Regions from separate parts of the Homo sapiens genome. Here region 2 is linked to region 1. A link is an interaction called in ENCODE POLR2A ChIA-PET data of the cell type or tissue named here. Cell type or tissue: PC-9. All regions are shown on one strand.

Region 1 (2,500 bases):
TGGGGAGGCCTCATAATCATGGTGGAAGGTGAAAGGCACGTCTCACATGGCGGCAGACAAGAGAAAGAATGAGAGCCAAGTGAAACAGCTTTCCCCTTACTATCAGATTTCGTGAGACTTATTCACTACCAGGAAAACAGTATGCGGGAAACTGCCCTCATGATTCAATTATCTCCCACCAGGTCCCTCCATAACATGTGGGAATTATGGGAGTACAATTCAAGATGAGATTTGGGTGGGGACACAGACCCAAACCATATCACTCCCTTTTCCTATGTCTCCTCTGTCTCACCTTCAATTTCCCTTCCTGCTGTTTTTTCTGTCTCCATAGCTGACTGAGAAATCTCTTTTGGCTGTAAGAGAGTTAGTAGTAGGAAGAAGTGGGGTTTTAAGAGCAGAGTCCCTGCATTCAAGTTCTGGCCTCACTACTTCGCCCTTTGTTGTTAAATGCAATAGCACTTACCCTCCCTGCCACCTAGCACCTGGTACAGTGCCTGGCACAGTGTAGATGCTCGAGCAATGGACTGAACTGAGAGAAGTGGTGAGGAGCAAGGAAGACAAGAAAGCTATGGCTGTGACAGTGTTTTGTAGAATTTGGGAATAAAGATTCATTTCCATCATCTCCCACCCCTACAGTGAGGGGCAGGGCTGGCTCACTCCCAGAGCCTCCAGCTGATAGGTATCCTGCAGGTGTCTGAAGGTGGGTTTGGCTAACAAACCATCCTCCTCATTTATACTGGCCCATGGTCAGGGCTTCAGGTGTTGCCTGCAGAGAAGTCCCCCAGATGCAGCCCCTTGCTCCAGAAGTCAATCTGCTTGGCCCTGTGGGGGGACCAGGCTGCTCCTTCTGGGCCCCACTTCTTCTGCCTGGGTCTCGGCAGAGGCTTCTGTCCATGGCCTGGTGCTGTGTGTGTGACACCCCAGCCCACCTCAGCAGGATGCTGGAAGAATTCTTTAACCCCTCCTGGAGAACTGAAAAGAACATTTGCTGAGCACTGTCAGATGCCTTCCCTCAAGGGACAAGGGGTTTCTCCATTTGCCCTACAAAGAAACCGAAACTCATGGAGGTTATGTGATTTTGTGAAGGTCACACAGCCAGAGCCAGAGCTCAAAATGGGGTCTCTCAGCTCCCAGCTTAGGGCTATTTATAAAACTGAGCCACTTCTCTTTGGGATGGAGAAAGACGTTTGTAGCTTGAAGTGAACAAGGTGGAACTCTCATTCCATCGCACCTTTTGGGAGTGAATGAGGCAGGCAAGTTGCTGGGGGAGGGTGGCAGGCTCCCCAGACTGGGAGGGAAGTCGAGTCAGAGTGGTGAGTGTTTCTTCAAGCATTTACCAAGGAGCCAGCCATTCGCTAGGCACAGGGGGAGCTAGAGGCAAGCTGGTTAGAAATGTGGTTAAGAACAACTGCTTTGTGGGAAGACAGAGCTGCGTTTCAGTCCCCTCTTGCTGTGTGATTTTGGGCAAGTGACTCAATCTCTCTGAGCCTCAGTTTTCATCTCTATAGAGTAGAAATTATAGCACCTACCTCATGAGGTAAAGCTCTTGGGAGAAAAGCTGGCACAGGGCAAGCTGCTGTGAATGGTAGCTGTTAGTTATTTCTATTACTGTTATGCCCGGTAGGGGAGACATTAACTGACCAACAATTACCGCCCAGTGCGATGTGTGCCACGGCTGAGGGAAGAATCATGGAGACGGTGATGGCTAATTTGATGTGTCAACTTGACTAGGCTAAGAGCTGCCCAGATTGCTGGTAAAACATTATTTCTGGTGTGTCTGTTTCCAGAAGAGATCAGCATTTAAAGCAGTAGACTGAGTAAAGAAATCTGCCCTCACCAGTGCAGGTAAGTATCTTTCAATGTGCTGAGGGTCTAACAGAACCAAAAGGTGGAGGAAGGGCAAATTTGCTGCCTGTGCTTGAGCTGGGACACCCACCTTCCCTTGCCCTCTGATGTCAGAGCTCCTGGTACTGGAACTTACACTACTGACTTTCCTGGACCCCCAGCTTGCAGATGGAGGATTATGGAACTTCTCAGCCTTCATAACTGTGGAGCTAATCCCTCACAATAAATCTCTTCCGGTACATCTACATAAAGTCTATTGGTTCTGTTTCTGTTGGAACCTTGACTAATACAGGGACACAGAAGAGGGAAGGGGGAGAGGGGACTCATGAGCCAAGCCTTGAGGAGCAGTTGCCTTCTCCAGGTATAGAAGTGGATAGGAGTCCCGCCACACATGCTTGCATGTGCACATCCTCAGGCTCCTGTCATTGGGTGGGTGGGACAAATGGTCCTGTGACATCTGCCTGGGCTTGAGCTCAGCTCAAACCACTCAGAAGAGTTACTGCCCAGAGTTCTTGGGAGAATTCCAAGGCTGAAGGCACTGTCTCCTTCCAACAGAGATGAGCCCATTCCAAACACTTAGGGCTTGGGTCTCAAGATGATCTCAAGAGCCTTCTCCTTTATCTTCTCTCCTTCCTCCTGCTCCTTTTCTTCCTTC
Region 2 (2,500 bases), 240 kb after region 1:
ACCAGGAAAACCTACCATTACTAAAAAACAAAACAAAACAAAACCCCACAATGGCTGCATCTAGCTCCCTGTGTATAGCAGGTGCTTACTACAGTATTGCCTCTCCTCCCAATCTCCTCTGCTGTCTTCACTACTTTACCTCCAGCTATTTTTCTACCACCTTCTTCTCCTCCACTGACTCACCTACCAGGGCATAAAATAGGCTTTGCACTTCCTAGAGAAAATAAGGATGGCAATGCTTACACTTTGTCTGAAAGGGGAAAAGTACACCTACTGTGTGCCAGACGCTTTTGTATGTCATCTCATTTCATTCAGTCTGCAAAGCAACTGAGGAGGTGGTAATTATTCTTATTTTACTGTTGAGGAAACCAAGGCTCGGAGTGATCAAGCAACGTTTCCAACGTCGCCCCTGTTTTCCCAGTGGTGATTTGAAATGTGGACCCGAGTTTTCTGATTCTACTTTACCAGAATGTGCCATTTAAAAGTTAGGAAAATCCCAGCACTTTGGGAGGCCGAGGCAGGCAGATTATCTAAGGTCAGGAGTTCGAGACCAGTCTGGCCAACATGGTGAAACCCTGTCTCTACTAAAAATACAAAAATTAGCCAGGCATGGTGGCGGGCACTTGTAATCCCAGCTACTTGGGAGGCTGAGACAGGAGAATCGCTTGAACTCAGGAAGTGGAGGTTGCAGTGAGCCAAGATCTCACCACTGCACTCCAGCCTGGGCAACAAGAGCAAAACTCCATCTCACACACACACAACGTTAGAAAGAACATTTGCCTTTGAAATACTGTTTATGAAAATATAAAGACTCTAAAAATTTTAAATGACAGAAACCTTTCACTTAAGAGATCATACTTGCAATAAAAATATTGCCTCCTAGTTTAACCATTTTACAAATATGACTTTTACATCATGTAAAAGGCATCCCTATATTTCACAAAATTAGATAGACTCAAATTTTCCAGTTTTAAGATCAACTTTAGAAATGGGCCTCGGTTATAGTGTTAGGGGAGTTAACATTCATGGGATGATTATTCAAGTCTGTAATGAGATTTTAAAAATTCAATTCAGTTAGTAAAATCATACATGGGAGGTGGGTGGTGGGGAGGAGAGAAAATTTGTTTCTTTTTAATCCAAGTAATTCTCCACAAGGGTGAAAATAAGAACCACATTCAAGTAAATAGAATTTTTTTTTCTTAAAAAAAGAGAAAGCAAATACGTTGTAACAATAAAGGTAAAATGATTAAGACAAATTTTTTTAAATTATCAATTTAAAGTTGTCAATAAGTAACAATGAAACTTCAGGTTTTTTTTGTTTTTGTTTTTTAATGGAGTCTCACTCTGCCCCCAGGCTGGAGTGCAGTGGCTTGATCTCGGCTCTCTGCAACCTCCACCTCCCAGGTTCAAGTGATTCTCCTGCCTCAGCCTAAGAAGCTGGGATTACAGGTGCCACCACCACACCCAGCTAATCTTTTTTTTTTTTTTTTTTTTGAGACAGAGTCTCGCTCTGTCGCCCTGGCTGGAGTGCAGTGGCGCGATCTCGGCTCACTGCAAACTCCACCTCCTGGGTTCATGCCATTCTCCTGCGTCAGCCTCCTGAGTAGCTGGGACTACAGGCCCTGCCACCACGCCTGAGCTAGTTTTTTTGTATTTTTTAGTAGAGACGGGGTTTCACCGTGTTAGCCAGGATGGTCTTGATCTCCTGACCTCGTGATCCACCCACCTCGGCCTCCCAAAGTGCTGGGATTACAGTGTTTTTTGGGCTCTCCTTTACCCACACAACCACACGATTAGGTAAACATCATTAGCCACATGCTAGAAATAAGAAAATTGAGGTTATCAAGGGCAAGTAAACTGCCCAAGGCACACCACCACAGGGAAGCAGAGCTGAGATTTGAAGCATTCCTTTCTAGAAGGTTCATTTCACTACTCAGTTTTCAGAATTCTCTCTGGGGAATTAAAAGCCAAGTACCACACACTGCACCAAGGTTCTTACCCTTGGATCCATAGGTGGTCGTCATGGAATCTTTCTGACACTGTTTGCAAAATCACAGGCATAACCAGTAAGTAAGGGGGCTTCAGGCTGCACCCCACCCGAGGTAGAGGACTGTGTGGGAGCACAAAGCTGGCCCTGCCCGATGTGGTGGGTGGCCTTCCTTGTTAACCACCACCACCACCAAACAGGGCTCTATTTCTGACTGCATGCAATTTTTAGGATAGCGCCATTTCAGCTGAGATAGTGATCTCAGGTCCAGTCCTCCACGTGCATGACTGGTAGTGATGCACACCCGCCAACATCTCTGAGCTTCAAACACCCCTCTGTGGGTCCCTCCTCCTGAATTCACAAGGCTGCTGCAGGGATAAATACACAGGCATCTGCCGCATCTCAACTCCCACTCTCCAAATGTTTGCTATCACGGTTTGCAAAATATTTTACCCCATATTGGCTATCCAAATTAAATATAACAAACATGTAAGGGTTTGCAGCAATATCATT

Evidence for each region. Peaks named below come from ENCODE experiments on the same cell type or tissue, not always from the same donor. Only the 100,000 strongest peaks of a DNase experiment are listed, where the experiment ranks them.
Region 2: POLR2A ChIA-PET joins it to region 1 with 13 read pairs; 2 of 35 experiments call an interaction of 5 or more read pairs at or near these places.

Annotation. Positions count from the first base shown.
Region 1 is chr3:12,773,732-12,776,231 of GRCh38, reverse strand. No RefSeq gene overlaps it. Among named protein-coding and RNA genes, the nearest start is that of TMEM40, 16 kb to the right of the region's middle. In PC-9, no CTCF peak of the experiment used is centred here; no DNase peak of the experiment used is centred here.
Region 2 is chr3:12,533,798-12,536,297 of GRCh38, reverse strand. It overlaps a transcript of TSEN2 not described here. Among named protein-coding and RNA genes, the nearest start is that of MKRN2OS, 10 kb to the left of the region's middle. In PC-9, no CTCF peak of the experiment used is centred here; DNase peaks (open chromatin) are centred at 1,447 and 1,877; H3K27ac peaks cover 1,696 bases.